Regions from separate parts of the Mus musculus genome. Here all the other regions are linked to region 1. Evidence: chromatin loops called from intact Hi-C (ENCODE). Cell type or tissue: heart. All regions are shown on one strand. Links, peaks and the distances in the headings refer to the core of each region. The heading gives the core; the rest is flanking DNA. Region 1 overlaps Abr (active BCR-related gene). Region 2 overlaps Abr (active BCR-related gene). Region 3 overlaps Gm46288 (a long non-coding RNA gene). Region 4 has its middle 6.6 kb from the start of Abr.

Region 1 (5,000 bases), core at 1-5,000:
AGGAAGCTGAGCTTCAGAAAGGTTAGAAAGCTTGCCCAGCATCACAGAGTGATCACAAGATCTGAGTTTGAGTTTCGGCGTCTGTGGATCTAAAGGAAAGGCTTGGAGGAGACAAATGGCGAAGGCGACTTCCCTGCCGAGAGGAGCTGGCTTCTAGCTTTCGAAGGCAAGTCTCACAACTCAGGCCTGTTGGCAGGACCCCAGCATGGGGAGATCAGAGCTGAGCAGTTGAGGAAAGAGGGTCCTGCATAGTGGAACCTCAGGGACTTGCTATGAAAGATGGACAGTGGTCACACAACTTCTTCCCGAGGAGGCACTTACTGGCTGACTGTTTAAAGCCCTTGGCAGAGTGGACGATGACATGAAGGAAGCCGTACAGTCCTGGAGACTCATCATCTGCAAGAGAGCAAGAGGAGGCTAGAGGTGTTGGAGACTCACCAGCTCTTCCACCCTGGGCTGGCAGGAGCTAGAGCGCAGACAGGGGTCTGTGGTCCACAGCACCACCTGCTGGCCAGTGGGACACAAGTCCATTGCTCACTGTTTTCCCACAGTGTGTGCAGCTCTAGGTAAGAAGGTATCCTTTCTGCTCAGACTGGGAGATAGAACAAATGTCTTAGGCTGGGCATTCAGTATCTTCCTCTCTCTGATCACGGCTTACTCCAAGGCTGCCCTCCTCTGCCTAATCCTTCAAAATGAAAACAGACTAATTTGAATCACTTTGTTCTAATAGGAAAGGCAAGGCTCTGAGGGAAGCCTTGTATGGGACACAAAGGTCCCCAGGCGAGCCTGAAGAAATCTGGCTTTCGAAAGTCCTTTCATGGCCTGAATGGTGGCACATGCTGTAATCCCAGCACTATCGAGAAGGCAGAGAAAGGAAGATTAGGAGGTCCCAGAGCAGATGCCATTCCATACCAGGGGAGCTGATTCTGGCCAGTCTCTAGCCTCACCTCAGCTCTCCAGCTCAGAAGCCTTCTCTAGGCCCCTGGGATCACGGCACCACTGCCAAACTCCCTTGCTTAGCATTTAAAGCCTACCAAATCTCTTTCCTGAAACCCCTGGCTGGCCTGATTTCTCATATCCCTCTCTAGTCTACCTAATGTCTCATCTTTCCCTGGTAAGCCCTTGCCCTATCCTGCAGCCTTCTTCTGTTCTGGTCGGGTGAGTTCCAGCATCATCTCCAGAATGCAGACTTTTTACTCAAACTGGATAGGGGCCAAGGAACCTGAGCCCTGGAGAGAGTATGTCCCATTTACAATCTCTGTATATCTGGCAAGAGGACAGTTTCAGCCACATTGGGCAGTGAGATCAGCCACCAGCAGCTATGCCTAGCCTCTTTGGTCTCTGTAGAAGACCCCTGGGAATGCTCTGGGAACCTGGACCTGCTGGCTGGGCAGCCTGGAGTTCCAAATCTTACCATCTTTATTGCTGGTGACAGGAATGTTGTGCACAGTCCTAAGCTTGAAACAGGATCCCGTGAGCACCTGGAGCTCCACAGAGCTCAGGACAAAGGCCTGGAGATCTGTGGGGGAAGCCGAGAGCAGAGGGAGCTTCATTATAGGTTCGAGAACCTACTGGTATCCTTGCAGACGCTTCAGGAAATCAGCTTAGTGTCTAGTGTTGGAGTCGGTTCTTTGGGCGAAGGGTAAGTCCTGCAGGTATTCACATGAGCACAGCTGTGGGTGTCGTCAGAGGTAAGAGATATATGCAAAGAGGCTCATGTGTGTGAGTGGGAAGTAAGGAGTGGAAGGACACCCAACCTAGGACCATAGATAGCCTGTCATGAATTCACTGTGTGGCTTAATTGGACCTCAACAGAGAGTAACACCCCAAGAGTGCCACCTCCCTGGCATCTTAAGGAGACTATGAGGGCTAAAGAGAGCCACTGGAGGTAACAAGCTTGGAAAGACACAAGGTCCTTGATGCCAAGAACACCTTCAGAGCAGTACGGAACCAGGCAGGACTTTACCCTTCTTCTGTAGCTTCTGAATCGCTTCTCTCCACTCCGACCTCTCATAGTCAGAAGACAGAAGAAACAGGTAACTCTGGAGGGAGGGAGAAGCAAGAGTTCAGTGCAGTGGCCACAGCTAGAAAGTCACACCCTCACCCTCTAGGTGCCCCATCCAAGCCCAATCAGGCCCTCAGAAACTGAAGGAGGAGGCAGTTAGGGTGGGGGCTGTCCTTTTTAGGAAGCCAGGTAACGAGTGGCGGTGGCAGTGCCAATGGCGGCCAGCAGAGGGCAGTAGCTTACTACAGCTGGAAGAGCATATCCAGGACTGTAGCTGAGGACTGGGAAATGGGGTTTCCATCCCCTGCCCCTGATTCCCATGGGTCAGTGCCAGAAGCCACAGGGAGTGGGCAACCTTGTGCTAAGGGAACAGGTGGCCCTCCGCCCCACTCCTCCTGACCTTTCCATTCCGATTGTGTATCCGGAAAGGGATCGTTGGGGAATTGAGCAGCAGTAAGAACTCATTCTCAAACATCTTCTTTTTGAGGCGCTCAATGGCTCGGCTCTGTCCTTTGTTGGCTTTCTGCAGGAGATGAGACATGGCTGTTTCCCCTCCTCCGAAGTTCATATCTCACTCAGCTGTGCTAAGCACGGCGTTCTCCTGTGTGCTAATCAGGCTCTCATTTGCTATAGTTCATGCGGTACTGGTATCTAGGGCCCAGATTTGCACCTCCCAAGAGCCAGCTAATTCCTAACTAACCCTCCTGCGAGCATACCATTCACATGCAACTAACCCAAGGCCCCTCTACAGACACCCACAAGCAGGCCAGACAATTAGACCACCCAACCCCCAGAGCCCCGCCCCCCAACAGTACTGGAACTACCCCAGTCCTACACACTTCCTGTCTGCTTCACCATAGAAACCCCAATGACCTAACAAGTCCTGAGGCTTTCAAGCAGCCATGCGGAAGGTAGTAAGGCTTCCCCATCACGCAATCACCGCTACTAGAAACCGTCAGACACCTTTCAGGACAGAGCCCCAGCTGTGTGTGGTGTGCATGCATGCGTTCATATATGTGTGAGCGCTCGTGTGTAGGCTCAAAGGTGATGATGGAATCGCCCTTGATCCCCCTTCCACCTTATTTTTTGAGGTAGGGTCTCCCAATCAAACCTAGAGTGCACTGACAGGGCTTAGTCTCAATAGCCAACTTGGTCTGGGGTTCCAAGTGCTGGGATGACAGGATGGCCACCCCACCCAGCCAGTGTTCACATGGGTCCTTTTTATCTGACCTGTGGCTTCTTACTTGCATGGCAAGCACTTTAAACACTGAGCCATCTCCCCAGTCCTTAACGTGTAAGTCTGGCAAAACTCTAACAAACCTCACAGCCAGCTCTGTGGCAGTGGCTCGCACATCCTGTTGGAAGAAGCTAACAAGTTTCTCAGAAGCAGCTCTAACTGAATGCACACAGCTGCAGAGACACAGGGAAGTAATGTGGACTGTAAACCCCGCTTCCTACAGGGAACGAACCAGGAACAATCCAAATACCAGGTACATGCTCGGCGGTTGAGCAGAAAATAGCTGCTAAAGGGGATCTGACGATCCAGAACTCTAGGTGTAGTTCTGTGTGAAGCTTAAAAAGTACCAGAACAGGACAGGACATGTGCTCTGGTTACACACACACACACACACACACACACACACACACACACACACACTCACTCACTCACTCACTTCAAGTTGTTAACCATGTAAGGTGGCTGATAATCACTCTTGCACTGTCTACTAAAGTTGTAAACATCTATTACATTGATGACTAGATAAAATGAGTTTTAAACATTATCAGTGTAGCCAGCAAGGTGGCTCAGAGGGTAAACTGAGGGAGTCGGGTTTTTTTTCTTCCATCGTGTAGGCCTGGGGACTGAACCCAGGTCCTCAGGTTTGGTGGCAAGTGCTTTTACCCACCATGACACCTCACCTTCCCCAAGCCACTGCTTTTGAACAGAGGTGTAAGGCTACACATTCTCTTCAGACAGCGCTTTGGCCTCATCCCATGAGCTTAGAGTTGTAGTACTTTTCCTTCCTTCCTTCCTTCCTTTCTTTCCCTCCCTCCCTCCCTTCCTTCCTTCCCTTCCTTCCCTTCTTTCCTTCCCTTCCTTTTTTTTTTTTTTTTTTTTTTGGTTTTACGAGACAGGGTTTCTCTGTATAGCCCTGGCTGTCCTGGAACTCACTCTGTAGACCAGGCTGGCCTCGAACTCAAAAATCCACCTGCCTCTGCCTCCCAAGTGCTGAGATTAAAGGCATAGTTTTCATTTCTTTTTATTTTTATTTTTTTAGTATAAAATAAAGTTTATTTTGGGACATGAGAAGGGGGATTAAGAAGGGAGTAAAAGAGAGAGTACAGAAACCAGAGAAACAGAGGAGAGAGAAAATAGTCCTTTCGGGAATACATGGGGGGCGGGGGGAGGAATGAGAGATTGATTTTCATTTCTTATGCACTTTCTAAATAGCTTTCCCTTTTTATTTTGAGTCCCCCTCCTTAAAATACTAACTTTCTAGTTTACTTTGTATAATTTCTCTACAGTGAAGTCTGTGAATATGACCCACAGGCTATCAGGTTTTTAAAAAGCTTAGAGATTCACTCTGTGGACCAACATAGACCTACCTGTGGCCGTTGTGTGTGACAAGACTCTGATTTACTTCTTAGCACATGCTTTGGCCAACTGCTGTACCCGGGTCCCCCCTCCCTGTTTAGTTCCCTTTAGACGTGTCAGTTTCTCACAAGGCCTCCTGTGTGTGCTTTTTCTCAAGAGAGCCTCTCTCATTCCTCCTCTCTCGCTTCCCCTTTCTGTAGTGTGCAATACACGCGGTTACTGAGGAAACATTCCATATTTAACGTCCTCGGCCCCCCTCAGCACTTACACAAGCAAGGGCTGCCATTCTTGCATCCTCCCTCCCCTAACACACCTGTAAGCCTGCAGCCCGCCTCTCTCCACCTCCCTTAGGACACCCAGTTCAAAACCGCCCCGGGCCATGGCTTACCTCCTTCTGGATCT
Region 2 (5,000 bases), core at 1-5,000, 54 kb after region 1:
AAGTTAGGTACCCAGGCTTGTTCCTTTCCTGTGGAACAGAGCAGGGCTGGAGGCCCACATCCTGGGGAACATAATGTTTTATCCCATAGGGAGCTTGAGGCCAGTACTGGCTTTGTGGGGACATTTGTTGTCCCACAGGCCATGTGTACCCAGCCAGGTACAGATAGAAAAGCCTGGTCCTTCCAGAGCCCCCCTCCCCATCCTATTGAGAGACTCAGGTGACTGGAAGGGAGTGAGAGCATCCAGGAAGCAGAGGAACAAACAGCTGGCAGAGCAGGGAACAGGTGAGGGGCAGCAGAGCGCAGCAGGTAGTGGAAGAGAAGCCAAATGACAGGCGTCACAAGTCCAGACCCACCCTCCCCAAGCTCACTGCTGACACTGTCCTACGCAGACCCCGGGCCACTTCTTGCACATGGCATTCTATCTCCCCTCCCAAAAGAGTAAACAGGAGTACCTACCCCAGGTGCCAATCCCTCAGGTGGGGTGGGCGAGACGCTGTCCCCACCACCTTGGCTGCGGGCGCTGAGCTGGGGCGACATGGTGGGTGACTCGTCGATGTACGGCATGGTCTCCGAGCCCTCGGGGGGCCCCTTCTGCTCCTCATGCCCCTCTGCGTCGTAGTCCTCCGCACCGTAGCTGAAGTCTGAGACAAGGAACAAGAAAGGCCACTGAGAGTCTTCCACCAGGGCTGCCAGGGACTGGTAGCGCAGTGGGCGCCGGCGGCGGCCCCCGGCTGCCATGGCCCCTGCTGCACCATGCACCCTGGGCCAGGGCAGGGGCTGTACAGCCAGGCTTGGGGAGGGGGGTGGGAGCTCCAGCAGGCACAGGCTCTGCTGAGTCCGTCAGAGGCTGCTGGGAGTCGGGGAGGAGCGGTTCTGCTGTCTCCACCCGCCTAATAGCATGTCAGCTGCGTATGTGGGGCTGTGTTTCCTTTGCCTCCTGCCTAATTCCACGTCTAAAAATTAACAGTGGGAGCGGGAGGCAGGACGATTCCAACTCCTCTCTCTGAGTCACCATTTTGCTTTTTATAGGGAATAAGGAGGTGGGGGCGGGCCAAGCGATGTCACTTCCTCCGTCCCTCCTCCTTGGGTACCATTGTACACTGAGCTCAATCCGTAGGGAGTGAACAGGGCAAATTTTGGGTAGAGAGGGCCCAGAAAGTGGGCCCTAGGAGGCCCTCGGTCCTCTGAATGCGGCCCTGCATGCAGGACAGAGCCCAAGGCAGGCAGGCGTGGGAGAGAGGGTTGTGCCCAGGCCTGGCAGGGACTTGGTGAGCAGCAGGCTCCTCAAAAGCCAGCATTTATGTCTATAATTCCAACACGGCTTCCTCCAGAGCAGGCAGGAGGGAAGGTACCGGGTATTAACCCCTCAGTGTTCCTAGCACCACACCAGGGCCAGTGCCCACGCAGACACCCTCCTGGGGGCTGTAGGGAAGGCAACCATGGAACAGGGTGGTACCTCTAGGCTTTGCCAAGAGTTATAGGACAGCCTCACTAAGCTGCAGGCATCATTCTTAGCCAGCGACTGGCCGGGAGGGCTGGGTGTTGCTGTTTCCAACATGTCAGAGTACAGGTTACAGCAAGCAAGGTGGAAGGTTCCTCTGTCTTGAGCCTTGGTTCTGGAAGGGAATCATCGATGAGGAGAGGCCAGGGATACAGCCTCTGGAGGACCAGAAGTAGCTGGTACCACAGAGGAATGCCAAGAAGGAAAACCCTGGGAACACGGGACTTGCTGAAAACAGTCGTATGGCTCCTGAACCCTGGCAAGGCCTAGTTTTGGGACTGTGGCCAGTATGTTATAGGAGCCTGGCCGAGTCTGTTCCATTATCTGTTCAGACATCACTTCCTCCAGGATGTTCCCCGGGGAACCCAGTTTATAGTACCAACAGCACATGGCCTCCTTGATGTATAGCAGGCTCTTGGGAAGCTGGGGTGGCAGACTGAAAAAAATGGAGGGATGCACCGTCCACCTCAGGCCTGAGGTCTAACCCAGGCAGGTCCCAGTGAGTCAAGCTCTCTGTGGAGCCCTGGCTCCTCCTTCTCTGTCACAACACACGGGCCCACAGGCAGCCAGAAGCCTGAGAATGGTGTCACCAGGTCACTGGGGCGCCAGGCCATGGCTATACTCAGTCCAATCTGTCTGTTGGCAGTTGATAGCCTCCCCTGGGCTCTCGGCACCTGCTACTGCTGACTTCCTCTCCCAGGGCTCAGCTGATGCCCATTAAGCTGTCTGGGGACACAGGATGTATTTCCTCAGGAAAGACATATGCATGAAGAGTCACAGACCTCTCTACTCTTCCAGGGGCTCTGGGTCTCCCTGGTCATGCTGAAGCTAAGGGTATGGAATAATGAATTATGGTGGACCTTGTCTTAGCCAACTTCTAGACTGATCTGTATCATGCATTACAGAAATGAACGGACTACCCAAAGGCATGGTTCACAGAAGACCAAAAGGAAGATGGCTTGGCTCGCCTCTAATGCAATTTCCTTGCATCTCTCACAGGAAAGGAAGGTCTCTGCCAGCCTTTCCTCTGGTGTGCACTCCATCTAAGCACCTCTCCAAAGCAGTTCTCACAGATGAGGTCCCTGAGCCTCACACATCTGCCTGAGACCGTGGGGAGGCTCTAACCTGGGTCTGTCTAAGTCTTTGAGGACGGTCCTGTCCCTTCTGTATCTCACTCCAAAGAAATACCAGCACCCTGCCTTTGGCCCTCCTCATGGGACATGTTAGCCAATGAGGGGAGCACAGGGTACGGACATGAGGACTGGCAGAGCGCCCCCTGCCAGCATTCCTAGGTAGTTCCTTTCTTGTTCCTGCTGGGAGTCTGGAACAGTTCTACTGGGAGAAGAGATACAGAAAAAGAAGTGGAGAGCAACCCTCTAGGAAAGGCTGAAAAGGAGCTCCACTGGGCACACACAGGCTTTGGTCCATGAAGGCCTCAGATGGGAACACTAAGTGGACGTGGCCAGGAGGTGATGGCAGTGAGCACAGGGCAACTTCCGAGCCAATGGGATCATTCCTTATCTTAGCAGGGATCTGAGGTACACAGACGCATTCACCAGAATCTACCGACTCTTAGTATGGTTAAGCTTTATGCAGTTCATCAAATACTGAACTCTTGTTAACGACATGCCAGCCTGAAGGAGAATCGTCTGCAATATAAAATAGAAGGAGGAATGGCATGGGGAGATGCATAGATGTGGAAGGGAGTCGCCATGGGAAAGTGGTCATTACAGACTCTAGCTAACAGTAAGTGGACTGTTCAGTGTGCCATAGATACTCTCAAATATTCTCCATGTCTGATAGTTCTCATAATAAAAAGATGGGGGTGGGGATAGTGTTGTCTGGGCTTTGTGTTCTCTCTCCCTCTCTTTCCCTCTCTCTCTCTCCCCCTCTCTCCCTCTCTCTTCCTCTCTCTCTCTCTCCCTCCCCCCTCCCTCCATCCACAGAGAGGTCTGGGCAGCATATCTGTCTCTGATTATTTCTTTCCTAGACACACACATCTTCCAGTCCCTATTTTTTTAAAACCTGTGTTTAGTTCAGATGACAGGAGACTTCCAAGTCTCTCCAGACTCCCCCTTCCCACTCTCAATGAAATCTCCTCAAACCCCCATCTTGCCAATTTTCTTCCCAGAGCAGCTAAGCTACAACCCAACTGAAGACCCCACAGTTCCCCGCTAACTTCAATGGTACGACCAGCCTAAACTTATCAGCTGAAGAATCTCTGCATGGGCTTGTGTCTTCCTGCCCAGGAGTGTCAGATCATCTCCAGACTCCTTCAGTTGTCTGAATAGATAGCCAAAGAGTCTAACCCTAAGCCCTGGTACCTCTAAATAGGAAATTATTTGTTTAAAAAAAAAGATACTTGAAGATGCCATCAAGTTGAGGATCTCAAAATAAAATCATCTTGGATGAAAACCCATAGGTGCTGAATCCCGTCAAGTCCTTAGGAATCAGAAGGGGAGATACAGAGAAGGTCCCGAGAACGTGAGCAGCACTGGGAGAAGCAAACAAGAATTTGACCCCTGAAGTCTGAAGGGCTTCCCAGCAGGCCTCGGTCTGGGGCCTGTAATTTCCAGACTGTGAGACAGCTTTTTGTGGCTTTAAGCCACCAACTTTTATGATAATGTATATGGCAAGGAAGCCCCACCCCACCCCACCCCACCCCACTGCATCTGCTGCTCTGGTGCCTAAGATCCTCTCCTCAGCCCTTTGTCCATCAGTGAGACCCTCCTTAACATGGCTTTGAGGAAAGCCAGCTAGCTGTACCCTCTCCTATGTGTTCCTCACATGATACCCAGATAAAGCACTTTTACAAGCTGGTGAGAAAAAGATAATTATGTCATATTCTAATGAGCAAGAGAAAGAAGAAGAAAACTTAAAATAGAAGAGCAAATGGCCAGAGATACGCCTTTTAAAGGTTAACCTCACTACAATCAAAGAAAATGCAAACCACTTTCCCTTTCCCCTTGGTGCAATTTTCCTATCAAATTAACAAGAACATAAAAATAATGGTAGGCTTCTTGTCTAGGATGCGTGAGGCCCTGAGGGTGAAGGCCAGCACCACAAAATGATAGTATTAATTAATAAAGCCTAAGGCTGTAAAGGAACATTCTCAGAGCTCCTGGAAGGTGTATTTAACTACCACAACCTTGCTCAGTTTATCTGGTAAATGGTACAAGAAATTTTAGTAATCACCACAGCTTGAACCCAGCATAATTCAAAACTGTGCCCTAAGATAATAATATGCAATTAGTTATAAATACTCATGGAAATATATTTGCATAAGGCTAGAGAGTTGGCTCAGTGGTTAAGAGTGCTGACTGCTCTTCCAGAGGGCCTGGGTTTGATTCCTGGCAACCACATGGTGGCTCACAACCATTCCAGTTCCAGGGATCTGACACCTTCTTCTGGCCTCTGTAGGCACCAGGCATGCACATGGTACACAGACATTCATGCAGACAAAACATCCTTACAAGGCCAAGTATGGTGGCACATAC
Region 3 (8,231 bases), core at 1,298-6,297, 190 kb after region 1:
ACACTGGACCTGGCTTGAGCCCTTAGACCTCAAGCTGTCCTCCAGTGACACACTTCCTCCAGTGACACACTTCCTCCAGCAACATCACACTTACTCCAATACAGCCACACCTCGAAATAGTGCCACTCCCTGTGTGCTTGTGGGGCCATACTCATTCAAACCACCACAGTCTCCCCTATGCAGTCCCAGCTGGCCTAGAGCTCATGCTGTAGATCAATATGGTCTCAAAATCGTAGAAAGTCCCTTGCCTCTACCTCCCAAGTGCTGAGATTAAAAGTGGGAGCTACCATGTCCAGTTTTCTTTTAAAAAAATATTTTTGTTATTTATTGATTTGTGTGTGTGTGTGTGTGTGTGTGAGTGTATTTATTTCTGTGTTATGTTCACACGTGTGTGTGTGCCTGTGGAAGCCAAAGAGGTCACCAAATTCCCTAGAGTTGGAGTTTCAGGGAATTGTTACCACCTGATGTGGATGCTGGGAACTGAATCTGGTTCTCTGTAAGAGCAACAAGAACTCTAACCACTGAGCCATCTCTCTAGCCTCTTTCTTCCTTTCTTTTTTTAATTTTAAATTTTATGCACTTATTTACTTTGCATTGGGCATGCTCCCTGCTGTCTACTACCCTCCTTTTTTGTGTCCCTTTTTCTTCCTTCTTTAGTCCCATTCCCCCTAGACAGCACCACTTCAGTAGCTATATAAAATAAAACAAAGTACAAATGAGAGAAAAATGTTGTCTGAGACAGTGATTATTCACTAATATGATTACCTCTGGTTCCATTTTCCTGCAAAGAACAGAACTCCCTTTTTCTAACTATTTATTTTATATATGTGAGTACATTGTCACTGTCTTCAGACACACCAGAAGAATGCATTGGATCCCATTACAGATGGTTGTGAGCCACCATGTGGTTGCTGGGAATTTAACTCAAGACCTCTGGAAGAGCAGTCAGTGCTCTTAACCACTGAGCCATCTCTCCAGCCCCAGAATAGAACTCTTTATCTCACCTCTGCTTTTAATCTTGCAGTTCCTTGGGTCTGATGTTGTCATTCATAGTCATTAAAAATTTTAAACATATTTATTTATATAATTTATTTAGTGTGTGTGTGTGTCCGTCCCTGTACCTGTGCCGTGGTGAGCATTTGGTGGTGGTCAGATAAGTGTATGTGTGTGTGCGTGTGTGTGTGTGTCCGTCCCTGTACCTGTGCCGTGGCGAGCATTTGGTGGTGGTCAGAGGATAATTATTGAGAGTCTATTCTTTCCTTCCACTGTGTGGGTACTGGGAATTGAACTCAGATCATTAGACATGGTGGCAAAGGTGACCATGAATTTAGCTGAGGTAGGCCTTGAACTCACAATCTTCCTGCCCCTGTTTCTGAGTACTGAGGGTACAGACATGTGCAACTATATCTGACATACTTTAGAACCGTATCCAAATTTCTGGAAAAAGTGATGACATGTCCTCTGGTCACCAAAGTGAATTCCCAACCTTTCACACATAGAAAAGACTTTGGTAACTATCTAGGTGGGCTGTGATATAGCTCAGTGGGAGAGCACTTGCCCCGCACACACAAGGTCCTAGGTTCGAATTACAGCAATGCAAAATCAATAACAATAACTAACAACAACAAAAAAAATCAACCAAAAGTGAAACAAAACAGCAAATAAGTTAGTATACAATGACCAAAGTTGGAAGTGATGACATGGTGACAGTGCAGTTTACTGTGATGCGCCATCCTCGGATTCCTCAGATAAACGCAATACAAAGACCCTAAATTACTTAGAATATTCTGTGGTATAACATGCATTGGGGGTTCGTTTGTGCTTTGTGTGTGTGTGTGGCTGCTGTTAATTAGTGAGGTAAGTGACAGTCATAGTGTCATAGCCTTCACTGAGTTTGGTACCAGTTCTGTGCTCAGGTGGCTTTTCCTCTGTAGTCTGTAACATTTTAAGCAGTCCTTCCTATTGCATTCTTTTCAGAGGTTTGATAGAATTGCTCTGTGAACCATCCAGTGAGTGGTTTAATTGTGTTCCTCGGGACCCTTGCTGGGGGCTATGGTGAGGAGACGCAGACTACAAATGACAGATAGTATTTGATTCACATCAGTGCACACAGCTGTAGCTGGTGTAATTGTGTGGTTGGAAAACGACGTCAGCCACAAAAGCAAAGCATTTAGTTGGGGTAAAATTTCAATACTCTGAAATCGTCAAGATCAAATTATTGGGTTTGTTGTTGCAAGAGTGAAGGGAGGAAAAATCACGGTGGCCTTTTCTTTGATTCATTTCACGTTCCAGCCCTGTTCAGAAGCCATAGTTTTGCATCATCAAATCATTTCCAGGACATCTATTCTGCCCTAGCAATGAGTCTGAGTTGCTTCGGGCCACAGTGATAGCCCTACCTCCCATCCCAAAGTGCCTCTGTAGGACCTGACATTTGTTTATCTGAAAGCAATGCCTGTCTGCTGGCGGCGTTGCCTATGCTGTTGGCCCTCACAGGGAACAGGCATCTTTCTTTACTGCTCCTGTAAGCAGCTATTATGCATAAAGATGAAAGCAAAAGCAAGCACCAGGCCTACCCTCGGATTCTGCAGCATCAAACCAGCAAGCAGGGGGATTGTTATGATTTCAACGCCATCCTGGAATAGAGTGTGAGGCCCTGTCTCAACTGAACCAAACCAAAGAAACTCCAACAAACACCACCAATTCCAAAAGCCCGCCTTTAGAATACAAACTGCCCGTCAGTGGGCTGTTTTCTCATTTCCTCCTTGTGAGACAACTAGACTCAGACAAACCCCGATGTCCAATCAGCGTGACCTTGGCAAGGTGGTCCTGTTTCATAGGAAGGATCGGATGTAGAGCGTAAGCTGGGGCTTCAAGTAATAGAACCCGAGGAAAGGTTGGGAGTCAAGTTCTGTGGTTGAATTTCAGGGGTGGGGGTGTTAGTCCAGCCAGCCAGCAACCTTCCTGTGTGGCGGGCGTGAAATTAACTGCCAACCCAGAGGAAGCTGGAAATTCAAGTTGCCCAGATTCATGTCTGCCTTCTACTGATTACAGTCTCTTTGAGGACAGGAACTGTGCCTTTTATGTCTGCTTCCCCAGTGCAGAGAGCTTGCTCAGTGCAGAGAGAGAGAGAGACAGAGACAGAGAGAGACAGAGAGAGAGAGACAGAGAGAGAGACAGAGAGAGAGAGACAGAGAGAGAGAGACAGAGAGAGAGACAGAGAGAGAGAGAAGAGCCTAAACTTGAATTTACATGAGTTACATGACTGCACTCATTTGTGCATTGAGTATTTCTGGGGTGTTTGTATCAAACGCTGTGCTGATTCCTGGAGACAGAGAACAGAAGATGCTCCTAGTAGCTGTGCCCGTGGGGTTTTTGATCCATGACAGGACACGGTAATGAAGTCTAAGGGAGATTGGAGGAGGAACAGTGGACAAGAGCTCATGTCAGACTGGGGAGAGGCACCCCGCCTGCTGTCAATGGGGTCTGCAGAACATAGAGCAACTGGAAGGAAGGCTTTCGGATCTGGAAGTCTTAGAAGTAGCTTAGATACCCTTGGTGGTGAAGCGAGCAGCGAGGAGCTGCTTTTAAGTAAAAAGATGAAAATAGTCGGAGCATGTGCCTCCGCGGCCTCTGATAGTCCGAGAGACCAAATGTGTGCAGAGATCGGCTTCCTTGCTGACAGCAGAGACAGAAGAAACACAGCGGGAGAGGAGAGCCATGCTGCTGGGCTCTCACAGATGGTCTAATGTGTCGTCCTGTAGCGGAGAGCGTCTAAAAACCGGCGGTGACGCGCCCTCTGCTGGACTAAGGCCGTTCTGCAACCAGCGGACTCTGTAAAGCTAGGTTGGACAGCGACAGGAAGGAAGCTCAAATCCAAACAGCATCGTCATATTATCCCTGCTGGTTCCTCCCAAAGACCAACTCAAACTCCCCAAAGGCTTACGTCTACATAGACAGATCCAGTATCTCGCTCCCCTAACCACCCGCAACTTCCCTACCGCCCAAGAACACAAACTTATAAGGAATGAATGATGGGTTAAAACTCCTCACTGTACTGGCCAAAATCATGATCTCCTTTAGTTTCTCAGTACCAGTATTGGACGCGCTCTTTGGAAAATACTGAACTAACTGGTTTGAGGAGCAGTCAGTAGTATTTATGAATATTCGTAAGGCTCTGGGTTCCATCCCCAACACCAAAGAGAGAGAGAGAGAGAGAGAGAGAGAGAGAGAGAGAGAGAGAGAGAATCTGCGTGACTTTATATAGACTTTGTAAGTGCTGGGGATGGAACTTGGGGACTCACAAGGCAAATGTTCTAATGCTAAGCCATAGCCAAGCATGATTATCTTTTCCTTGATTTATTATTTTGGGCGTTGGGGGTGGAACCCAGGGCCTTCAGCATGCTGAGAGTTGCTGTACTGCTGAGCTAGACCTCGGCCCTTTCACCCCCATTTTCTGCAGTAATGAGAAATGGATAATGATGCAGACAGCTGCAACGGCAAGGTCCATATCTTACTTATTGGCATCTCTGTTCCCAGGATTTTCTTAAAAGGTTTTAACGCCCGCCCCCCCCCCCCACTAATCTCTTCTAAACAGTGGTAATTATAAATCCCCAACAAAAACCCAGAGGCTTGTGTGCCTCTCTCAGGCTTTTCATTTTAATAGATCCACTAATTAAAAGGTATAATTTAACAAATAATGACCTAATCATCTCACTCTGAAATCAGACGGAAACCCACTACTAAAATGTTGGACTGGGTAGCGATAATGGATCCGGGCTCAATTCAGCCCCCTGCTGGGTCCAGCCTGGCCCTCTTCCAGCTGCCTTTGATTAGCTGCAATGGTTTTCCAAGCCATTTAGAGCACACCCACTAGAGAGAGGAGAAGTGAGCAATTTAAGGGGCTAAGTGGTTTTTTGGACCCACTCCCACTGCTGACAGCACAAGACAGAATGCTTACCCCTTCCTCACCCTTAGTCACCGTCACTTGGTCAATCCCGTTTTCTCCCCTTCCTTCTCTGCCCCCTGCGGGGAGAACGCTGCTTGAGCAGTGGGAAGCAGGAAGGGGTTGTGGCAAGGAAGAATAGCCACGAAACCAGGTGATGCCCCTCGTATCCAACATCGGAAGTGGTTAATGAAACAACAATAAGTCAGGAAGGCAAGATTGCTTCCCACCTACCCCACCCCCTCCGTTCGCTGGGAATAGGGCATCTGTGCCAGGTTAAAAATAGCCTTGTGTTCTGAAACCTCCCCCGCTGCCCGAGCTCACGCCAGTCTCCTGTGCCACCCAGGGCTCAGAAGGAACTCATTCTGCATGGCAGGAGAGCCTCAAAGGCTGGCCCCTTTCTGGAGTCCTAAGGAGACTGGGGACTTTGAAGACAGCAGGGAGTGGCAAAGGCTCCCTCGTGCGGCTGAGGCAGGAACTGCTAGATGAGACCCAGGAGGATACAAGGCCTTGTAGGGCTTGTAGGGTTTTGGGAGCAGTGTGCCTGCTCGAGGAAGCAGTTTCCAAGTCTTGCTCCGTTGTTCTGGTTTCCTTTCTGATCTTGTGATAAAACTCTCTGACCAAAAGCAACCTAAGGGCTTATTTCATCTTACATATATATGCAAGTCACAAGTCCTTCGTTGAGGGAAGTCAAGGCAGGAACCTGAAGTGGGGACTGTTTGCTAGTCCATGAAATACTACCTCTGACAAGGATATGAACTCATGGCCCAAGAAAGTACAGCAGGAGCCATGACAGATGCTACTTCCTAATTGGCCGACATGTGGTCTCATGCCTAGTTAGCTTTTATATATATATATATATATATATATATATATATATATATATATATATATATATAAAACCACCTGCCTAGGGCTGGTGCTGCCCACAGTGGGCTGGGCCCTCCTGCATTGATTAATAATAAAACATTCTCCCACCATCAGATCTAGACAGTTCCTCAGCTGAGGCTCCCCTCTTAAATGACTCTGTGTCAAGTCATGACTGTGTCAAGATGACAGTGGAAGCCAACTAGGACAGTTGTATTCCTATCCCCATGAGCATAGCTTGAAAAGCTACCTCCATTCATTTGTGGGGTTCAAGAAGGACACTAGCCTATCGGGTGGTGGACCACACCTTTAATCCCAGCATTCCTGAGAGGTGGCTTAGTGGATCTCAGAGTCCTCCTCCTTGCAAAGCTGTTAGTTTCTGAGGGGCCACAGCCAGTCTCCCTTCACTCTGTTGTGTGTCTGCTCTGTGGCTGTGAAGATAGTGGTCCTGAGACCCAGGCCTGTATTAGATTTTCATCATTGTAGTAAAACACCTGAGATGGGCTTGCTTTATAAAGGAAAGAGGTTTATAGGGCTGGGGAGATGGCTCAGTGATGAAGAGTTTTGCTGATCTTATAGAAGACGTGAGTTTAGTTCCCAGGACACACACTAGCAGGCTCACAATTGCTGTAACCCCACCTCCAGGGGACCCGATGCCTTCTTCTGGCTTCCAGGAGCATCAGCACACTGTGGCACACATCCACACACATCCATATACATAAATAAAAATCGATTTTAAAAATAGAGAAAAGAAGTTTACAGGCCTAGCAATGCTGACACCTTGGGGAAGGGCAGGCTCAGGAGACAGAGGCCAGTGTAGGGCTGCATGAGTCTCTCTGTCTTGGAAAGTCAAAACTAGGGCTGATAAGATGGCTTCATGGTAAAACATGCTTGCCTCTTGTAGTTGTTTCAATATGTTTGGCCCAGGAAGTGGCACCATTGGGAGATGTGGCCTTGTTGGAGGACATGTGTCACTATGGAGGAAGAACTCTGAGGTAATATATATGCTCAAGCTCTGCCCAGTGTGAGACACAGTAGTCCTCTCCTTGTAGAGCACTCAGCTCCTTCCCAGCACCGTGTCTGCCTGCGTGCCGCCATGCTCCCCGCCATGGTGATAGTAGACTAAAACCTCGGAATCTGTCAGCCAGCCCCAGTTAAATGTTTACCTTTATAAGAGTTGCCTTGGTCATGGTGTCTCTTCACAGCAATGGAAACTATGCAGACCTGATGACCAGAGGTCCATCCCCAGAGTGACTTAAAAGCCGACTGTGGGGGCTGGAAGGATGGCTCAGTGGTTAGAGCACTTGTTGTTGCAGAGGACCCAGATTTGATTCCCAGAACCCACATGGAGGCTCACCACCTCCTCGGGCATCAGGCACACAGGTGGTGCACAGGCCTACATGTAGGCAAAACACTCATACACATAAAATAATAATAATAATAATAATAATAAAATAAAGAACCCAACAACAAAACAGCTGTGGAGGCACACATCTTGAGTCCCAGGGCTCCTCTCTAGAAAGGCGGGAGATGAGAGAATCACCTTGGAAGCTCTCAGGTCAGCCGCGCTGCAGTAAACAGCAAACGCACAGAAATAAGAGAGCAGACCCTGCCTCCAGCCAGCAAGGTGGGAGTGCAGAACTGATTTCCACACGTTTTCCTCGGACCTCCATATCCGCTGCGTGACCCGAGACTGCCTGTATTCCTGTGCTCATATTCGTATATTCACACCTGTTTATAAATTAAATATAACAGCTGGCCATACTGGCACACACCTTTAATCCCTGCACTCAGGTGGCAGAGGCAAGTGGATCTTTGTGAGTTCAAGACCAGCCTGGTCTACATAGAGTTCCAAACAAATAGGGGGGTCACTGACAGAAAGAGAGGGGCTGCTTGGGGGTAACTGTGGGTAAAGTGCTTGGTGTTTAAGCCTGACAACCCGAGTTCGGATCCCCAGGACCCTTGTAGAAGTTAGACACCAGGGCTAGAGAGAGGCTCACCAGTTACGAGCTCTTGTTGCTTTTCCAGAGGACCCAAGTTCAGTACTCAGCCCCCAAGTTACGCAGCTCACAAGCACTGTTTCTCAAGCTCTAGGGATCCAGTGATAACTCTGCATGCCTGTACTCAGCATGCTCATACCCATTCGCAGATACGTAATCTACAAATATGTAATAATGAAAAAAAGTCACGTGTAGTAGTGTGAGCACCTGCACTTCCATCTCTCCTACAGGAAAATGGGAGGCAGAGAGAAGAGACTCTCTGGAGGCTTCACGTCCACCTAGCCTGAGGTATACAGTGGTCCATCTAGCCTGAGGTATACAGTGGTCCACCTAGCCTGAGGTATACAGTGGTCCACCTAGCCTAAGATATACACTGGTGAAAAACAAGGAATTCTGTCTCAAACAAGGTGGAAGGTGAAGGA
Region 4 (8,231 bases), core at 1,493-6,492, 120 kb after region 1:
GCAAGACCATCTGCTAGGAAGCCCTTGCAGTTTTGTCCCATAACCATCTGCCCACCTCATGTGTAACAGTTTCTCCCAAGACTGAAACATTCCATCCTGCTAGGAAGCTCCTTAAGCAGGAAGGAAAACAACTTTACAACCCTTTCAGGAAGTTCCAGAAACCAACAAGACTCACTAGGCCCCTCCTTGCCAGAATAAGCAACAAGATCTGAGAATTCCCCTCAGACAGAAGGAAGACTCAGACCTGTCCAGCTAGAAGTTGAAGCCAACTGAGCTGCAAGAAGAGATTTAGACCAGAGTCATTTGGAAAGGACACTCCCATCTTTTGAGCTCCCTGCAAGCTGTGCATACTCCAGGTTTCCCAGCTCTGTGAGTTGTCACCCCTGCTGAGGTGGTCCTTGATGATGCAGCTGTCTTCGAGTCATTGCTACTCCTGTAAATAACCCCCAATAAAACCTATTGGATCACCAAGTTGGATTTTGATGGTATCTATCTATACTTTAGTTCCCTGTCTCAGGTGAATAATGTGTGTTGTGTCTCACAGGAAAAGTTTTATCACACAACAACACTTCTGACCCGCTGTCTTGGGAAAGGGTAGTTACTTCAAGAATCACATCACACAGATTGATTCTAAGCCTGTTTACAGAGATAAGTGGGTGGGTCTTGGAGCACTTGGGTGAATTGAGACTAACAAAAGCCCCCAGTTAGATTAAGGGACACTGAGGGCAGAGAAAGGTTGCGAAAGATCCTAACTCACACATACACTCTGGGAACTAAGGAGTTAAAGAGGCATCCTTCTTTGTAGTTTGCCCAAAGCCTGCTAACCTAAAGTGCTCTCTACTCCAGCTATCAGCCCCAATCTGTCAGAGCAGCAGGGAGGTATACTTGTGACAGGACCTCTCCCCCCCAACACACACACCCCGATTCAGCTAAGTGTCTGGATGTACAGATGGGTGGAGCACTCCAAGACACTGATCAGCATTCGATGCACCACTTCTGCCAAGCCCCTAGTAACCATTCTCTGTCCAGCCCTAAGGGCCAACACTCTCCATATCCCTAACCTGTGCACTCAGCTTATCCTGCCCCCCTCATCCCCATCTCCATGGTTACCTGCCTGCTCCTCCCCCATCACAGGATTTAAGGTTAGTTACGCAGCCTTGAGTTGAGAGGCTCAGTGGAAGAGAGATAAATCCCATTCTGAAGACCAGCAGCTCCCCCCTTTATTCATTCTCAGGGTTGTACTACTCATTGCCTCTCTAACAACCAGCTCTCAAGTCTACCAACTACTTAGCCAGGATGCAAAATCAGTGATGTTACCTATATCGCCATTCTCCTTCCTTTCTCATATTAGCAACACAGCTTTGCTGTGCACCACAGGAAGGACCCAAAAGTCTCTGATCACCCAGTGGCCACTGCTAGCAAAACAAACGAAAGTGTCTCTATTGCTGGGGCCAACCAGGAAGCATCAGTGTAGGTAAACTTCCAAAAGTGCTATTATAGCAATGTGAACTCACACATAACCAGGTATATGCCAAAAGCTCAGCTGACTGTCATTCAAAAATGCATGTTAAGCCAGGTGTTGCTGTGTATGCACACCTGTGATTCCAGTCTCTCAGAAAGAAGGCTGAGGCAGGGGTTCAAATCCGCCCCCCCCCAAAAAAAAGCTGAGGAGAGGAAACTGCAGTTGGGATGTAATACATGAGAATAAACTAATAAAATACAGATGATGGGTTGGAGAGACAGTGATTTTCCAGAAAACCCAAGTTTGATTTCTAGCATCCACATGCCAACTCAAACCATTTGCAACTTCAGTTTCCAGGGAATCTGACACCCTCTTCTGGCCTCTGCAGTTGCTAGACACATACACAATGCACAGATATACATGCAGGCAAAACACTCATACGATAAAATAAAAATATTTTAAAGTGCATAGAGTCATAGAAATTAAAAATAGTTAACCCTGATTGGTGCCTAACTGCCAGGTGCTGCTCAATATGCTTTACAAAGTTCACCTGGCCTGACCCTAACAGCAAGCAAGCAAGATAGGAGCTATGTTAGCTCCATTTCACAGGTAAAGAAATGGAGGCACAGAAAGGCTAAGCCACTGGCCAGCCAGCAGATGGTAACACTTGAAAATGAATCAAGTCCACGTGGGTAGTGCTATACTGGCCTAGGAAGGAACAAATAAATAAAGGAAGCATTAAACCCAGAAAAGGAGAAATTGGAGCTACACGAAAAGGCAAGATAGTGCCATTCCAGAACTCCCAGGGGGCACCAATAAGTAAACAAAAAGAGAACTGTTTGCCACACAAAACCACATCTACTACAACAGGTCAGATGACCCCTCAGACAAGCTGAAAAGCAATCCGATGACTGTGTTAGGCCAGGTCCCTAGCCCTCTGCCTACCTGCCTAAGGCCAGACTCAGGCTTTTCCAACTTTAGTTTTCACAGGTGCAGAAGGTAGATTAGGTAGATGACCTCCAGATATCTTATTAGCCCTGAAAGACTGTAAACTTGGCTTTCTCAGAGACCCAGAGAGAGGTAGCCTGTTTTTTCTGTTTCCTGGTGTGTACTTGTATGTGTGTGGTTGGACTTTTTTGTTTGTTTTTTGTTTTGTTTTCATTCTCACTATGTAGCCCTGGCTGGTCTTGAACTCACTATGTAGGCCTGGCTGGTCTTGAACTCACAGAGAACTGCTGGGATTAGAGGCATGTGTGTCACCATGCCTGGCAAGTAGCCTGCTTTCAAACCCTATTTCATTCCCTTTTCCTAGGTAGAGCAAAGTAGCATTTACTGTTCTCAAAATTCATCTTCAGTTCTGAGGTCTGGAAAGAAGAAAATTCCTCGAGCCATGGAAGGGCTCAGCGGGTACAGTGCTCACTACCAAGCCTGAGAACATCATGAGTTTTATCCTTGGGACTCACATGGTAGGCAGCAGACTCTCCATAAGTTGTCCTCTGATCTCTCCTGACCTCCACATATGTGCTGTGGCACTCATGCCCCACCCCCCACCCCCGACATAATAAATGAATAAATGTAAATTTAAAACAATTTAAGTAGAAAATTCCCCAGGCCAGGCATCCCATGAGTTGCCTGTCAGAGATGGCTTGGTCCAAGATTCTGTCCTTTATTCTCTTTCTTTACACCCTCTTAGCTTTTCCAGCAGACAGATCTACAGACAACAGAAACTACCATCACACACACACACCCCAACCCCATCTCATTTCCCTGTGGATGTTTTGTCAGCTTGAGTCATGGTAAAGGTCTGTACCCCTGACAAGATGTAGACAGAGAACTACATTCACACTCTTGATGCATACCAGGACAATACCCAAGGACAGACAGCGGCAGTGACACACCACACACACATTTCCCAGGCCCTATGCACAGTCAGGCACCAGAAAGAGCACGGTAGAGCAGCTGGCTTAGATGAGGCTAATCAAAAGCAATTTGAGGAGGAGACCTTCTCAAATGACCATCAACTAACCATTTTCAGCCCTCACTACCCAAGGGTCAACAGGAGACTTTTCCTACAGTCAATAAGAAGACTCTACCCCAGAGTCTAGAGCCCCCTCCCTCAATCTACTTACCTCTGAGTCCCCATCAGTATTTGGAAAGATGCCACCCGAAGAAGACACAAGAATTCTCAAATCCCAATGACCCCAGACATCAAATTCAAAGGCTCCAATCTCCTTAGTTCCAAGGCAACAGAATCAAGTCCCGCAGAGGCCAGCGCTCACAGGCCGGCTCTCTGTGCTTCTGTGGTCCTCACTGCCCCGAAGCTGGCTGCACTTCCTACTCTTTCAGCCAGAGTTCTGCAGATGCATCCCAGCTCCAACCCTGCTCTGCCAGGAGCTCTGACGCCACCCTCCTCCTGGCTGGCCCAGTCCCCTCAGGCTCAGGAACAGTTGCAGCAACTAAGAGCCATGGAAGAGATGGAATCAAAACCCAGGAAGGCAAAGACAAAGAAGCCACTGACCCTGGACAGTGGTGCTTGCCGTGGTAGAGTCTTGTTCTACAGATTCAAGGGTCCAGTCCGAGGCTATGTGGCGGTGTTTCTTTAAGCATCAGGCCTCTTTTAAGGCAACTTCTCTCTGCAGTCAATTCCTGTTACTACTGGTCCTGCGGCAGAGAACAGGAACTCTCGGGCGCCATCTGGTGGCCAGAGTGGCACCTCAGCCACACAAGGTGTTCTAGATAGGCAGCCTCCAAGGACTTGGACTCAAATCTCAGCTTTCCACCAGGCTTTATCTAGGGCTGCAGGTAACCATTGTGAGCAAAGTCTGAGAAAGCCAGGAGAAACAAGAATAGAGTGGGCAGAATACTCTCCCGTCAGACAAACCTTCCAGGAACATTTTTTTAAGAGTAGTTTTTATTTTTACTTATGTATATGCTTAAGTATCTATGTGAAAGGGTGTGGTGTGTGTGTGTGTGCATGTGTGTGCTGGGAACTGAACCCAGGTCTGAAAGAGCAACAAGTGCCCTTAACTGATAAGTCATCTCCCGGCCCCTCCAGTAACATAGTTTTTGTTTTTGTTTGTTTGGGTTTTTTGTTTGTTTGTTTGTTTGTTTGTATTTGTTTTTTGAGCTAGGATTCCTTTGAGTATCCTTGGCTATCCTGGCACTCACTCTATAGACCAGGGTAGCCTTGAACTCACAGAGATCTGCCTGCCTCTGTCTCCCAAGTGTGTCACCCAAGTCCAGTCTCCTCCAGTAACATCTTCAATGAAGAGATTTCCATACCTCCCTGCTTGCCAGCTACCGGAGCCTGAGATGCAGCTGAACATAACCTTGTCCTCTCAGTACAAGACAGTGGTTCTTAACTGGGAATTGAGTAACTGCCACTGAAAGGTGTAGCTGTCACTGTCATACCAAAGAGGGTTTTGTTGTTACCGTTCTTGTTTTCTTTGGTTTTTGAGACAGGGTTTCTCTGTGTAACAGCCCTGGTTGTCCTAGAACTCACTTTGTAAACCAATCTGGCCTCTAAATCTGAGAGATCTCCTTGCCTCTGCTCGTGGCTCAGATCCTAACGGAGGGGGAAGTGAAGAAGAACGAGACAGGTAGCAAATCAGTAAAAGTGGTCAAGGATCTGTTGGTTTGAGCGGCCCCAGGCTCATTAGGCTGATGCCATACACCTGATGCTCTCACGGAAGTCTCCCTGCATCTCAAAGCCACAGACAGCATGCTGTAAGAGAATTCGCACATACCATTTCCCCTTTTATAAGGCTCACTTACAGCAGTATCTGGAGAAAGGCACATTTTTCTCCACCACCACCCCATCTCTCTTTTCAGCAACATTAGGGACCAAACCCTGGATCTTGGGCATGCTAAGCAGGTGTTCTTCCACTGAGCTATACAACCCTAACACCCATTATTATTTTTCATAACCTGTCAGGCCCTGTGGCCTGTCCTGCATACCCCTTTGGATCACTTCACATGCACACACACACACACACACACACACACACACACACACACACCACTTCCTGCTCCTTCCTGCAGTTGCCTGTACTTAATCTTTTTTTTTTTTAAAGAATGAAAGATTTATTTATTTTATGTATTATGACTACACTGTAGCTGTCTTCAGGCACACCAGAAGAGGGCATCCGATCCCATTACAGATGGTTGTGAGCTACCATATGGTTGCTGGGATTTGAACTCAGGACCTCTGCAAGAGCAGCCAGTGCTCTTAACCAGTGAGCCATTTCTCCAGCCCCTTGCCTGGACTTCTTGCACAGGTTGATATAGCTGGTGTGCTAGGGTTTTACTGCTGTCAACAGACACCATGACCAAGGCAACACTTATAAGGACAACATTTAATTGAGGTTGGCGTATAGGTTCAGAGGTTCAGTCCATAATCATCAAGGCAGGAGCATAACAGCATCCAGGTAGGAATGGTTCAGGAGAAGCTGAGAGTTCTACATCTTCATCTGAAGGCTGCTAGCAGAATACTCGCTTCCAGGCAGCTAGGATGAGGGTCTGATAGCCCACACCCACAGTGACACACCTATTCCACAGGGCCACACCTTCTAATCCTGCCACTCCCTGAGCCACGCAAATACAAACCATCACAGCTGGTTAAAATGTTCCGTCCGAAGCGCAGTAGAGTTGGCTTAATGCTTAAGAACACTTGTTGCGGGCTGGAGAGATGGCTCAGTGGGTAAGAGCACTCCACTGCTCTTCCGAAGGTCTAAAGTTCAAATCCCAGCAACCACATGGTGGCTCACAACCATCTGTAATGAGATCTGACGCCCCATTCTGGAGTGTCTGAAGTCGTCAGCTACAGTGTACTTAAATATAATAAAAATAAATAAATCTTAAAAAAGAAAGAACACTTGTTGCTCTTGCAGAGGGCCTGGCTTCAGTTCCTAGCACACACATGCTGGTTTACAAATATCTGACCCATGGGATCTGATATCCCCTCTTCTGACCTCTGTGGCACCAAGCAGACAAACATACAGGCAAAACACCCATACACATAAAATAAAATACATCTTTAAATAAAGTTAAAGAAAATGTCCTGTCCCTATCCTGGCATGGTGGTACATATCCACTATTGCTTCATATGAGAGGCTGAAACCAGAAGACCATAATAAGCACAAGGCCAGTCTGACTGACATAAGACCCTGTCTCAGGAAAACAAACCCCAACACTGCTCCTCCACTCTGCCTGAGCATCTCCTACTTACATTATGGTGTTAAACTGAAATACCACTGTTTCCAAGGGGCTTTTCCTAACAACTGAGCCAGAGAGACCTGCTTCTCTCTCTCCAATTCTTTAGTGCTCTTAAAAAAAAACATTCAGAGCCTGGAGAGACGGTTCAGACGTTAAGAGCACTGGCTGTTCTTCCAGAGGACCCAGATTTGGCATCCAGCACCCACATGGTGGCTCACCATCATCTGTAACTCCAGTTCCAAAGGATCCAGCACCCTCTTCTGGCCTCCAGGCGCACCAGGCACACATGGTATCAAGACATAACACAGGCATAACTCCCATATGCATAAAATAAAGACTTTTTTTTTTTAATTAAGACCATTCGGGGCTATCTCTTGCTAGACAGTGAGTTCTCTTTTCAGCAAACCCTAGCATGTTGTGCAAATGATGGACCGAACGAATGAATGGTTCCTGGCTACTAAGAACCTGGAATTAAGCAGTATAGATATTTAGCTATCTGGGTTCCAGCAACTGGAAATAGATTGTCTGGGCTTGATGGTTGACATGTGGCCACATCCTTTGAAATGACTCCAGGGGAACCTAAAATCAGATTTGGGGCAGGACAATAGCTGCTCTAATTATTCTCTCACTGCTCACACGAAGCCCCAACTAAGAACTCCCCAATGCACAGCCTCCCTTGCTAAGCAGCCAACATCCTATGCTGTACTCTTTTTCACCCAATCAGGTTCCAACATAGAAATAAAATAGAAACCTAGAAAAGATTCAGCCCACTAAGGGAATTTCCGTTTCTGAAGCCGTAGCCCGGAGTCCTTCTCCTAGACCTGTCCCAAATTTGCAAGGCAATTTGGTTTTGGAATAGGGAAGTGAACTGTTGCTTTCATGGAAGAACACAGCCTCTGGAGGCAGCCCGCTTGGCCTGAAACCTCTACTCTCTGTAGGGTGGAAACCCTGGGAATCTGTGAAAGAAGATTCAGGTTGCTAGGGTGATGTTGACCGCTTTGCCCCGGCCAGAGCCGGAAGCCTCCCAGAGTTGACTTGATAATGTACTCATATCTCTTGAAGCCCTCTAACCAGGAGGACTGGAGACCTGCTTTTCATTTCTATAATGGGAGAAGTTGTGGAAGCTGCTTCTGGCCTCCTGCCCACTCAAGGACCTCGTTTAAGAGGGTCTACAGGCAGTCTGATTAACAGTGGGAGGACTGGGCTAAGGAAACCTTCTGTAATGCTGTGTTCCTGGATCCCCAGGGACTGTTGAGTGAACTATAAAGTCCCAGAGAATGCAGGACTCACCTGGTCTGTTGGGCTCTGCAAGGTTTCATTTATTGAGCCTTTACCACAGAAAATCACCTGAGGCTATCAGGATCCATATTCCAGGAGTGTGTACGTGTGTCTGTCTATTTTCTGATAGTCTGACTGTCTGGGTGTTACAAAGGTTGGTACCAGGATTTCATGCATACTAAGTAGGTAAGCACTCTTGCTGAGCTACATCCCCACTCCCCACAAGGGTTTAATCCCAGGTTCTTGCCAGTTTCTCCCCTGCTACCTAGTAAGGCTG

The links. Peaks named below come from ENCODE experiments on the same cell type or tissue, not always from the same donor. Only the 100,000 strongest peaks of a DNase experiment are listed, where the experiment ranks them.
Region 2: it touches region 1 in a loop (2.9-fold over the local background); 5 of 42 quality-filtered maps call a loop at or near these places.
Region 3: a loop joins it to region 1, with 3 times the contacts of the local background. A loop is called at or near these places in 14 of 42 quality-filtered maps.
Region 4: it touches region 1 in a loop (8-fold over the local background); 14 of 42 quality-filtered maps call a loop at or near these places.

What each region holds. Positions count from the first base shown.
Region 1 is chr11:76,454,195-76,459,194 of GRCm38, forward strand. Abr (active BCR-related gene) reads right to left here. Exons shown (of 23, transcript NM_198895.2): 10 at 4,987-5,000; 11 at 2,406-2,528; 12 at 1,967-2,042; 13 at 1,415-1,519; 14 at 322-396. Among named protein-coding and RNA genes, the nearest start is that of Timm22, 50 kb to the left of the region's middle. In heart, for the core only: no CTCF peak of the experiment used is centred there; DNase peaks (open chromatin) are centred at 457 and 2,237.
Region 2 is chr11:76,508,430-76,513,429 of GRCm38, forward strand. It overlaps Abr (active BCR-related gene), which reads right to left. Exons shown (of 23, transcript NM_198895.2): 2 at 459-643. It also overlaps the pseudogene Gm12341. Among named protein-coding and RNA genes, the nearest start is that of Abr, 60 kb to the right of the region's middle. In heart, for the core only: a CTCF peak has its summit at 2,780; DNase peaks (open chromatin) are centred at 622 and 2,102; H3K27ac peaks cover 1,837 bases.
Region 3 is chr11:76,642,375-76,650,605 of GRCm38, forward strand. All of the region lies in intron 1 of Gm46288 (a long non-coding RNA gene), which reads left to right. Among named protein-coding and RNA genes, the nearest start is that of Gm46288, 20 kb to the left of the region's middle. In heart, for the core only: CTCF peaks have their summits at 3,804 (motif pointing left) and 5,407; DNase peaks (open chromatin) are centred at 3,787 and 5,297; H3K4me3 peaks cover 1,191 bases; H3K27me3 peaks cover 697 bases.
Region 4 is chr11:76,573,916-76,582,146 of GRCm38, forward strand. It overlaps a transcript of Abr not described here. Among named protein-coding and RNA genes, the nearest start is that of Abr, 6.6 kb to the left of the region's middle. In heart, for the core only: a CTCF peak has its summit at 4,162 (motif pointing left); DNase peaks (open chromatin) are centred at 3,886 and 4,116.